Linked DNA regions of Mus musculus: region 1 is linked to region 2. A link is a loop called in an ENCODE intact Hi-C map of the cell type or tissue named here. Cell type or tissue: left cerebral cortex. All regions are shown on one strand. Links, peaks and the distances in the headings refer to the core of each region. The heading gives the core; the rest is flanking DNA.

Region 1 (6,224 bases), core at 1,232-3,731, 480 kb after region 2:
CATATTGTTTCACTTCCTATAGTCCTCACATTTTACATTAGAAATCTAGAACTGCTCATTGTAAGAATCATTTTCTTTATTGTAGCCTTAGACCTACATCTTGCCATTCATTCCACCTCCATCATTGGTAACCACTTTTTAAAATCTACCTTGATTTCCATGGTCATTTGTTTGATTGTTTTTGTTATTGAAAGAAAAATTATTTACATTACACATGGAAGTGTGGTCTTACAGCTTTTTTAATGGAAAGGGTTATTTTATTTTCCTCAGCATAATATCCTCTAGATTTCTTTCCATTTATTTATATATTTTCTCATTTTACATCCCAATCACTTGTCCCCTTCTAATCCTCCCTCACAAAGTTCCTCCTCCATCCCTCAACCTCTTCTCCTTTGAGAGAGTGGGAATCCCACCAGGTTCCCCCAACATCAATTGTCTGCAGGTTTATTTTTTTTAATAAGGGCAGAAAAGTCAGCTCAGTTGGGGAACAGATTCCACAGACAGGCAACAGCTTTAGGGACAGCTCCTGTTCCAGTTGCTGGGGAGCACATGAAGACTAAGCTGCACATATGCTACATATGTCCCTTGGGGAGAGTCCAGCCTCTGTATGCTCTTTAGTTAGTGGTTCAGTCTCTGAGAACCCCTGATGGTTCAAGTTAGTTGTCTCTCTCTGTTGGTCTTCCTGTGGAGTTCCTATTGCCTTTGAAGTTCTCAATCCTCCCTCAGGTCTTCAATAAGAGTTCTTGAGTTCCTTTCAATGTTTAGCTGTGTGTTTCTGCATCTATTTCAGTCAGCTACTAGGTGGAACCTCTCAGACAACACTTATGCTAGGTTCCTGTCTGCAAGCATAATGGAATATCATTAGTAGTGTCAGGGATTGGTGATTGCCTATTAGACTGGCCTCAATTTGGGCTGGTTATTAGTTGGCCATTCCCTCAGTATCAGCTCCATCTTTGTACCTGAATTTCTTATAGGCAAGACAAATTTTGGATAGAAAGTTTTGTGGGTGAGTTGGTGTTCTTACCCTTAAACTGGGGGCCCTGCCTGGCTATAGGAGGTGGCCTTTTCAGGTTCTATATTCCCACTGCTACATGTCTCAGCCAAGGTCACCCACACTGACACCTAGGAACTTCAATCATTCCAGTCTCTGGGAAGTCCTCAAGATGCCCACCACCACCTCACCCTCTGACAGCTGAAGATTTCCATTTGTTTGACTGCCAATTGGACCTTTCTCCTGTCTCTCCCCACACCTGTTCCTTTCTACCCTCATAACCTTCCCCATCCTCTCTCCCACCCTGTTCCCTCACTCCATCTGATTCATATGACTGTTTTATCCCCACCCCCTTTAGGTGAGTTTTAAGTATCCTTGCTTGAGCCTTCCTTCTTGTTTAGCTTCCACTTACCAGTGAGTACATACCATGCATGTCCTTTGGGGTCTGGGTTACCACACTCAGGATATTTTCTAGTTCCATCCATTTGCCACAAAACTGTACCACTATGTATCTATTATCTTTAATCGTGAAGTATATAAACACAATAATATAAGTAATGAGGATTATCATTGGACAAAATTTGGAGACTGAAATCTGATACATCACCAGCAAAAGTGAGCAGATTATGAAGTGAAGGCTTTCTGTACATGATTGCTCAGACCCACAGAAGATCTGTCTAGGTTCATTTTATCTGTGTTAGAAAGACAGATGTTACTTACTTTCTTCACTTTCTTTCACACTAAGCTAGAGATGAAACAAATTCATTTATTTACAGTTAAACATGTATTCCACCAATTTCACTGAGAAGTCCAATGTACCTTTTGGTCTTTGTCAAGAGCAGAATGTTTTGTTATTGCTTTTTTTTTGTTTTTGTTTTGTTTTGTTTTTTAAACCCAGAAATGAACAATACAAACTCAAATAGGAAAATGCTAATCAAATCTTATGAATTTACTCTTTCATAACTATCAGGATTACAAATGTCAAAACCCAGAAGAGAACAAATGCTGCCAAGAGTGAATACAGATTTGGACCTTGTCCTTGCTAAGAAAGGCAAAAAAGTACTGTAGACATCACAGAGTTTGTATGATGGTGTTTCGGTAAATTAAAAAAAAAAATCACTACATAGCCTAAAGTGACACTGTGTATTATTTACTTTTCTATTGCTGTAGTAAACAACATGACCAGGGCAACTTCTAGACGATAGAATTCATTTTGGTTTACAGTTCTCAAGGAGCCTATCATTGTGGGGGAGATCTTGCAGCAAAGGGCAGGCATAGTGGCTGGAGCAGGAACCTGAGGGATGATATCTTTAACAACAAGCAGAATGTCAAGTGGGTAAACTGGGAGTGGCTTGAGTCTAGGTCCCACATTCCAGTAACCAAGTAGAACTGCCAAATTCCTGTGCTCCATCCAGCTACTTTCTGCCCTGGCACATCCCACTGGGCTACTCTCTGCCTGCCAACTCTCTGGCAGGGCCTGAGCTCCTGAGTTCCTTTTGTTGCCATGCCAGCAACAACTGTCCAGCCACCACAACATCCAGTAACCCAGTAGAAAGAAAACTGTAGAAACTTATAATTAACCAAACATATTTATGTATCAGTAAATTCTCAATTCACAAGATGCTAATACAATAATTTCATAATCAATTGATAATGATAAAAGCTGCCCACCTAGATTAGACAAATTATACCAATTATTCTAACCATTATGATATCATAACTACCTGTGGCTATTTAAAGCCATGCTCATTCAGGTTCTTCTTCCTGTCTGCCTCCATCTTGGCTTTTTTCTCTCCCAAGGCAATCTCTGCAACTCATAGCTCTGCTTCCCCTTTCCCTGTCCAATCACAGACCTCCTCCTGCACTAATATTTTAATGTGATTGGACAGGGGAAATCCTGTCACATGTCACCCTTTCTATTTAAGTTATGTTTACTCAGTTGGGTTGAGCAGGAAAAGCACTAGGGATTATCAGCACACATTGTATACACTGTGATGTAGATGTAAATAGCAACATCCTACAAGCTGGTAACACCCAATAAAAGGAGAAAGAAGGAAGCTAGTTAGAAGGCATTCTCTGTTTTCTGCCAATATCCTATGAGTTCCTGTTATCTGTCTCTTGTTTCCATCATGGTGAATTGACACTCCTGAAACCATGAGCCAAAGTTAACCTTTTCTATTAGTTGTTCATCTCAGGAGTTCCTCTTCTTGGGCATTTGTCACACAATACAAATATATTGCCCAAACCACCAATCTCCTTTATGGCAGGTCTAGTATGTGAATAAAATTGAGAAATATGCCATGGGCTTATTAACTCTTTGTTCCTTAGCTGGTAACCTTCGACATTACTCATGATCATGTTGAAATACACCCTCACCCTTACCCAATACTTGGTAATTTGGGAAAACCTTTCATATATTTAATCACACATCCAACCTTTCATTCATTATTTCAGGCATCAGCATCAAACTACAAGTTTGAAGAGGTTGGAAAGTATCTTCCTTGCTTTTTGTACCTCTAAGTCTGCAAACAATGATGCATATGATATGTCCCTGAAAACTGTAAATGAGTGAATGTTTTAAAGGGAAATACATGAGTGGAATTCATTTCCAATTGTTTTGTTTGGAAACTGTTGTTCATTATGTCCCTCTCCCATCTAGAATCTTTGAAAGACAATGTAGTTAAGTAACTATTCAGACTACAAACACAAAAAGAAATTTAGGTTTTGCTAAGGGCTTCATTAAAGAACACTGAAATGAGCCAGTCTCACATTAAGATAGGGTTGTAGGAATCTATGCACTGATTCCTGTCCAAAAAGTAATCTCTGACATAAATACAACTATTAAAGTCACAGAAAACTCTATGTGCTTACTCATACCTATTAATGTTATTTGAATATTATTTTTAAAAATATCAAATCTTTACCTATTATAGGAGAATACAGAAAAGGGCCAAGAAAAAAAATTGGAAAAAAATTCTCAACTACTTATCATCAATACATATGAAAGTGCCTTTTAAATTACTAAATTATTGATCAAACAGAAACTCCATAGATATTGGATTGTGTTTAACGGTGGACTGTGAATAAAAGAAAGAAAGAGAAAAGAAAAAGTGGGATAGTTTAATGCCTTTACTTGGGAAACCAGATGAATTTTTTTCTTCTTTGAACATGAGGCTAATGGAAGTTAATTGGAAATTTAAGTCAATTTTGCCTCACTTCACACCAGGAAAAGGAAAGCCTACACAGGCATCAAAAGAACATGTTTTGTTTTAAGTAACCAGATACTTGACGCAAAAGCAATTCTTTCTGCTTTCCTCTGTGTGAAATTATCCATCTCATTCAAGTAAAATTGGTTTCGGGACCATTATGACAATGCTTATGAAACAGTGGTTTTTATTTTCAAGAGAATAATGGGTCTGCTTCTATTTGTTTATTGTTTAGGTGGTTGGTTGGCTGCTAGGAGGGAGCAGGTGTGAAGGCTGGCTAGATAATTGCCCCAATCAATTACTTTCTCTTGTTTGTAGGGCTTCTCTGAATAAGGACTGTGGAGTGGCAAGTGACCAGGGCTGCCTGCTTGCTTGCTTGCTAGGTAATAAACTTCAATTCTGACAAATAGCCAAGAGCCTCTCTTAACTGCACCAAAACGAATGGTGTGCCACTAGTTTCCTGGATGTTCTACATTTACAAATGAGACAGAAATTGTGCATAGCTCTGAGTTATTAAAGGGGAAAGATTTATGGCCATACATTGGATACAATGGTGTACCAACAAGATACATCCTAAAGTTGGTAAAAATGCAACTTGACCAGATCACTGTGGACTGCGATTGGTCAAGGCAGGCTTCACATTCATTATGCTTAGGGCATTTTCCTAATTGCTGTGACAATGCAACCTACATGAAATGTGTTGACTTCAATGGATTTTAAAAAAAGTTTAAATAGCAAAACATATATATATATATATATATATATATATATATATATATATATATATATATATATATATATACATACATACATATACATATATGTTTATACATATGTTTATATATATATCATATTCTTCATCTAGGCATTTGTGTACACATGTACACACATACTTGGGATAAATGTAGCATTGACTTTAATGATTCATTTCTGAGTCACAGAATTTTGAATATTTTTGTTCTTTTTATGGTTTGTTTTCAAAATTATTCTATAAAGTAAAGAATTACTTTTATTGGTTTGTGACACTAGGTTTGAAGATTGGCCTCATTTTCCTGAATTGGCAGCTGAGTGAACATGAATTGCCCAGAGCTAAGTGAAGGATAAATTTAAATGTTGAATAAAATCTATTGAAAATATATATATAAGTCTCTTGGTGTGCCTTGAGTCTCTGAAAGTAACCAAGATGACTGTCTTTAAATTACTTTGAAGTTATTTAAATATCTAGAGTTAAAAGAACTTTTGTTGTAAAAGTCATGATTATTCTGCAAATGTTTATTGAGCATGTATTAAGGTCCAAGGATAGGGCACTGAGGCAAGCAAAAACAACTTCCTTTAGAGATATTAATTCTAGTGTGAGAATATTACATGAGAACATTAATTATACAGTATGATAGGAGGTAGTATGTATCATAGGGGGAAGATATATATATATATATATATATATATATATATATATATGGAATAAAGAAGGTTGGTTATGAGTGAATTTATACAATGGCAAGTCAAGGTGAGCATTACTAAGATGGCACTTGAACAAATATTAGGAAGAACAAGGAAAACAGAAATCATGAATCTAAAAGGGAGGAAGAGTATTCAAAGTATATGACTTATGGGAGAACCCATACATAGAGTCCAAGACAGAAGTGTATCTGTCATGGACAAAGAGAAACAAAGAGTTGATCATGCCTAAAGCTGATAGAATGTGATATACATCGCCAAGGTCAGAAAAAAATCTTGATTAGAGAATAAAGATTTTATCTTGGTTTTATTTTGCTTCCCGATATGATACACATTTCTAAAATTATTCATAATCATTGTAAAGATGCTTTTTAAAGTATCAAGTAATCACTCTGTATTTCTAGTCCCTCCTTTTTTAGACATAAAGAACAATGATCAAGACAGTCAAATGATGCTTATGTTTTGCTTTCATTTTCAATAGTTCACCAAATGTTTCTAAATCCTAAAGTCATACCTTTTATTGATACACCAAGAATAACTGCATATAGGAGTGATTATAATCTATCTTT
Region 2 (6,224 bases), core at 2,211-4,710:
CAAGAAGCTGTTAGCTTCTGTAGTCCACACTCTCACCTGCGCAGAATAGTCTCTGCAGGATCAGGGAACCCCAGGTGATACAGTAAAGCCATATCTGGTGTTTTTTTTTTTTTTTTTTTTTTTTTTTTTTTTTTTTTTTTTTTTTTTTTACTTGTTGCTTTTGGGTGAAATTTTTCTACTCCTTTGTCTTTTAATGTGGTTATTATTTCACTTCTTTTCTATGAATTCAATATTTCAATATTTTCTCTTCTTGGCATCCAGAAAATCTTGCAAAGGGCCAAGATATTCTTCTCTGTTATCTTCTGTCCTCTTGTCCACATTTACTGTGTTATCATATTTCTCTCTCTCTCTCCTCTCTCTCTCTGTCTCTCTGTCTCTCTGTCTCTCTGTCTCTCTGTCTCTCTCTCTCTCTCTCTCTATCTCTCTCTCCTCTGTCTCTCTCTCTCTTTTGGTGAGGTCTGTTTATTGATCTCAGACTTCTCTTGAACACCCAACCTTCCTGGATTCAACTCCACAGTCTTGAGATCTAGGGTTACAAATTTGAAATCTCACACTGGGATGTTGCTTGACTTTTCTTTAAGACTTCCCTTCTGATTGAGAGGCAGGCTGTATGCCAACATTTGTACAACAGAATTAACTAGAAGAGAGGTTCCTAGTTTCTGGTATTCTTTTACTGCAGAGGGATATTTTTCTATCCAATACCTAAGTGTCTTAAATACCTCCATATCTTAAAACTTCAGGGAAAAGTTCTATTTTCTTCACTTGATTCTGTTTAGCAATAGTAACTGGAAAGAAGGCAAAGGCAAGCAGATTTCTGAGTTCGAGGGTATCTGGGTCTACAGAGTGAGTTCCAGGACAGCCAGAGCTACACAGTGAAACCCTGTCTCAAACAACAACAACAACAACAACAAAAAACAAAAAAAAAACGAAACAAAAAAAAAAACAAAAACCAAAACAAAAGAAAAAAAACAGAACCAAAAACTACAACAACAAAATAAAACAAAACAAAACAAAAAGTACTCTCTAATTAAAAGAAAAATTACAAGTTTCTAGTAACAACAATGAAACTTTGAATGAGATTAATGCCTTCATTCTGAAATCTAAAAGTGTACATAGTGAGCAAAGGTTTTATTCTGTAAACAGAAGATTACAGGAAGGGCCAGCAAAGGAGAGGGGCATGGTAGAAATTGGAAGCAATGCTAATATAGCATATTCAATGGAGAGGCTGCACAGCAATCTTTCCTAAGTTAAAGCACAGGGAAAGAGCATCTGCAAGGTTGCCAGGATCCATCCTCTTTGCTACTACCCCTTTTCACCCCTTTAGAGGTTTGGCATTACCCCACCACCAGAAAAACACGACTCACTTAAGTATTGTTTGCATATTTGTATGTTATCCAGAATTTTAAATGTTGAGCAGATTATAATTATGGATTCTCAGATTAGAGATAATAAAATGTATTTTCCAGGGCTGAGAAGGTAGCTCAGTGTTAGAGCTCCATTCAGTATTGAGAATTACGGGATGAGCAATTCTGAAAACAAATGTGGATTTATCTCTTGAATGTACCATGAATTTAAACATTTGGGGGAAGATATTTTGAGTCACTTCTCTTACATTAAGCCACTATTAAAATTTTAAATGCATCATTTAATTTAATTGTCTCTGATACTTATTAATAGTAGAAACCTACAATGTTTGTGCAAATTTTCATTAGCTAGGTGTGTTTTGAGGTCTTTAAATATACCATTGTATACTTAACTGTCATAATAAAGTAAATAATAAAAGCTACACTATATTCATATTTTGCTTTAAGAAAAAAAACCAAAGCTGATTATATTGCTTTTATCATCAGAAGTAAACTCTCTAGAGAATGTAATTTTTTTCCTCTCATTTTTTTTATTACGTATTTTCCTCAATTACATTTCCAGTGCTATCCCAAAAGCCTTCCACACCCTCCCCCCCTCCCCTACCCACCCATTCCCATTTTTTGGCCCTGGCATTCCCCTGTACTGGGGCATATAAAGTTTACCTGTCCAGTGGGCCTCTCTTTTCAGTGATGGCCGACAAGGGCATCTTTTGATACATATGCAGCTAGAGTCAAGAGCTCCTGGGTACTGGTTAGTTCATAATGTTGCACCTACAGGGTTGCAGATCTCTTTAGCTCTTTGGATACTTTCTCTAGCTCGTCCATTGGGGGCCCTGTGATCCATCCAATAGTTGACTATGAGCATCCACTTCTGTGTTTGTTAGTAATTTTTTAAAAAGAATCAAGTCAAAAGAAATAAATTTTACATTTTAGCATCAGCAGAAATACCCACTAGACTCAGTTGCATCAAATAAACAAATGAACAATTAATTAATTAATTAATTAATCATAACCTTCCTAAACCCTCACATGCTTCATTTTTTAATTTGTATTTTGTTTTTACTTGGGGAGTGGCAGGGATGAGGAAAAAGGGGCAAAACCTATGTCTTCATGGAGTCTTCCAAGTGTATGGAACTCCAAGGTATATGTATAAGGACTAGATGGCATGGCCAGGTGAATCAGATGGAAGGTACCCTAGGTTATTTTTTTTTTCTACTGACTTCTATGAATAAAATAATAAGCTGAATAAATGGCCAATCTAATGTAGCTAATAAATGCCGGTTCCTTCTCCTACAGTATGCAAACATCTAGAACTCATTTTCTTCCTCCTTTTTCAGAATGAAACTCACTTAGCAAACAAGGTTACTCCCAGTACAGTGCAGTTTATATATAATACAGCTGATAAACTGTCTCCCCATCCTACCCATTCACAAGCCTGGAGGGTGTGGAGAATAGAATTCCCTGACTTTTTCCCAAGCTTTTTGGAGCTCTAGTCAGCTTGCCCTGGAAGGTTCCACATGGAGGGCAATGGACTGCAAGTCTTTACTGTAGAGTCCAAACTTTTTATAGATGATAATTGTAGGGAAAGACGCACATCTAAATGTTGATTTCTTGTGCTGTCTTCTAGATTTCAACAGCTTTGCTGGCTTTGATTACTTGGAAATCCTTATCATTCACAGGGAGAACTTGGTCCCCTTCTTGAGATCCTCTTTGCATCAAAATTTGGAATCACCTTGGAGATGAAGATGCCTAGCTGGGAGGCCTTTTCTCCTCAATTGTTAAGCCAACTGAGCACCAAGAAGCATCTTCAGTGTGACAATTAAGGGCAGAAATTGGGTCAAATAATTGTAGTCTGGGTGGTACTCTCTCTCATGTGGAGGAATCCATCCATGCTGGAAGATTTTCATAGGCACACAGAAAAATCACTGAGAAGTCATAAGGAATCCAGCTGTCCATTTCAGGAAAAGCCTAGCAAATAGTCTTTCCTCAGTGGTGCCTCAGATATCAGCCACCACATGCTTGATTTTGAAAGAAAAGTTTGTAGGGATTTTTTAAATTTTATTTTTCATCTTAAACTGAGGACTGGGATGGTAAGGAAATAGAAGAGGGTAGGAGGTAAAAATCTGTCAAGATCCACTGAGTACACGTGTAAAGTTATCTAAGAACAAATTTAATTAATAAAACAATTTAAAAATTCTATCCTCTGCCTAGTCTCTTGATTTTTAATTTCAGACACAAGATGGCACTATTAGTAGTGATTTTAATTTAACCTGTAGATAACAATCAGAGAGATTTGTGTATATTCAAACAAAGTGTCTAAGTATATAAAGTCAGTAAGTGGCACATGGATGTACATCCACACAGCCATGGCTGATTAATATTAACATCTGGATGAATAGTCAAAATTTAGTCAACCAACTGTTCTCTTGACATCAACATGACAGATTGAGATTTTTTAAGAATCATTTCCATGAGAAATTTCCGTGTTAGGCACGCAGTCACCATATATTTGCAATAAAGTATGAATGATAAAGATTGATAACAGAATGATTTCAGCACAAGTAGCATGCCTTAAACAAGATATATCAACTTTATGGGAAGTGAAGAAAGGTGTTCAAATGTAGAAAGATGCATAAGGGCATTTGCCACTAAATTACAAGGAATGCATGCTGCCACAGAAGAAACTTCCACACAGTAAAGACACAAGTTTTAGAATATTGAAAGCATAGGGCTCACTCAGAGTACACAAAGCTCGGACCCTGAAACATTTATGCTGAAATCCCTCCTATCTTTTCTTCCATTTCTCAAAACATTGCACAGACATAGAATGGGAATCAAACATATTTGTGGCTAAGCCAATAATGGGATTTATACTGGTACTAATCATTATGTTCTATCCAGTTTGACTCTTTTCCACATTGCTTCATTCATAGCTCTCAATTAAATAATTACAACCAATGAACCCATCCTTGCTATTTTTTCTTGATCTAGAAAGATTTGTGTCTGTTAAGCCATCTATAATGTTCTTTACTAACACTAAAGTTCTTTTTACTATCCCTCTAAACTATTTATTCTATTTAGATGAGAACATTAGAGTCCTGAGAGTATAATTAGAAACCAAGAAGCTTCCCATCTGATCTGGGTTGAGGTCGCAGCCCATACCTAGCATTCTTTCTATCATGAGCTATTGTATAACTCAAATAATAGGTATTTCTATCCGGAATTCAAGTACTGCATATCTTCCTATGCTCTGGGTTTTCTCCCTCTAGCACAGCTGCTATCCCCAGGCTGACATTTGAGTAATGATTGCATCTAATAGACATTTTAATAAAATTACTACTTCTACATTTATTCTTGCCCACTTGATGTAATTACATGCTATCATTTCTTTTGTGTACCTCAGCAATCCTGTTCTTGGTCAGAAGTGATATTATTTTTGAAAGATTCTACTGTAAACTGCTCTGAAATGGGGAGTAATAACATGCTTTCTTTTTAGTCAGTGGTTATCACTCACCTAACCCCAATTTAAATCATTGTTATTTAACAAATGATGAAGCTGTGGGTCACAGCCTCTGCTTCCATGGATGCAGGCTGAACACATACAATGTACTAGATGGTTTGTTATTTAGATAAAGTGGAAACCCTTTCTATTGGACACACTGAGAAAATATATCAGACTAAGATAATAACAACGATATGGTCATTTTTTTTTCTTTTCCAATTAACAGGATGGTGTCAAAAGACAAAGGAATAGAGATAGAGTGATTGGCATCATTGGAGTTGAGCAACAAGCAGTGACTTATAAGTTGTAATTACTGCTTTAACTAATTGTTGTTACTGGAGTCTGTAAAACCACCCATCTATGGTGGATCCTGTCAACAGGATTGTGGATGCATGTATATAGTTCCCTCATGGTTCCACTTTTTGGTAATCCCCCATTTCTCATTCTAACCTCCTCTTGCACCCTGCTGTCAATGTACAGCATTGCTGAGTAAATCCATTTTCAGGACACAGTGTGACCTAAGGATTCACTGTCCCTTACTACCACTCTGTGATCTGTTGGACTGCTTAGCATAAAGCATGCGCCTAAGCTTCTTTAGAAATGGATGTAAAATAACCAAACACGTTTTCTAGAATCCCCAGTAAGTCACAGCCATATTGTGTGCAGAATGAAAGAAAGCAAGATGGTCCACCTCTGTCCTGCATTTTTCTCAACTTCAACTCTAAACTACCTCTACTCCCCTGTTTGAGAGGGATCCAATTGGAAAGCAGCATTTTTCAGCATCTCTGGGTAAGTCTTTCAGAAGGCATGAAGGTATATAGACTATTTCAGACAGTATATGGAAGGTTGAGTTCTAAGGCAACACTGCTGTTTATCCCTGTTAGCATTCACTCTGCAGCTGCAGTTACTATACCCATCCCTGCTCTGTGAATTCCCCAGGTAGGTGTGGTGGGAGAGCAGACTGACTAAGATGATATTCATGGTTGAGTAGGTAAGTCTAGAAGTACATAATTCTTCACCTTGATTAACTTATTCAGGTATGATCCGTTTATAAATTGACAAAAATCACAGTTCATAATCATACTGGTAACTTTTGTTAGTTTGAAATTGTTTCAATTTTTGAGAACTGTTAAAATTAGTAATGTAAAATTCACCTCAGAAGTTAAGAGGCAAAAGAAGCCCATAAGGAAAGGGTTACTCGAGTTTAAAATAAGTATATTCTATAACTACATTTGAGCAAATAAAAGTAAAATATGGTTCTCTTAAAAATAATAATAAGGAACCTAACAAATCTAAGAGGATTTAAAAAAACAAAAATATACACATAGTTAATATATACCATGAACTATAGCTATAGC

Evidence for each region. Hi-C counts contacts between places; a loop is a spot of excess contacts. Peaks named below come from ENCODE experiments on the same cell type or tissue, not always from the same donor. Only the 100,000 strongest peaks of a DNase experiment are listed, where the experiment ranks them.
Region 1: a loop joins it to region 2, with 2.9 times the contacts of the local background. A loop is called at or near these places in 5 of 42 quality-filtered maps.

What each region holds. Positions count from the first base shown.
Region 1 is chr7:95,080,031-95,086,254 of GRCm38, forward strand. The region is part of intron 4 of Gm32647 (a long non-coding RNA gene); the gene reads left to right. Among named protein-coding and RNA genes, the nearest start is that of Gm25684, 360 kb to the right of the region's middle. In left cerebral cortex, for the core only: no CTCF peak of the experiment used is centred there; a DNase peak (open chromatin) is centred at 2,422.
Region 2 is chr7:94,599,111-94,605,334 of GRCm38, forward strand. All of the region lies in intron 2 of Gm32647 (a long non-coding RNA gene), which reads left to right. It also overlaps the pseudogene Gm19761. Among named protein-coding and RNA genes, the nearest start is that of Gm32647, 560 kb to the left of the region's middle. In left cerebral cortex, for the core only: a CTCF peak has its summit at 3,585 (motif pointing right); no DNase peak of the experiment used is centred there.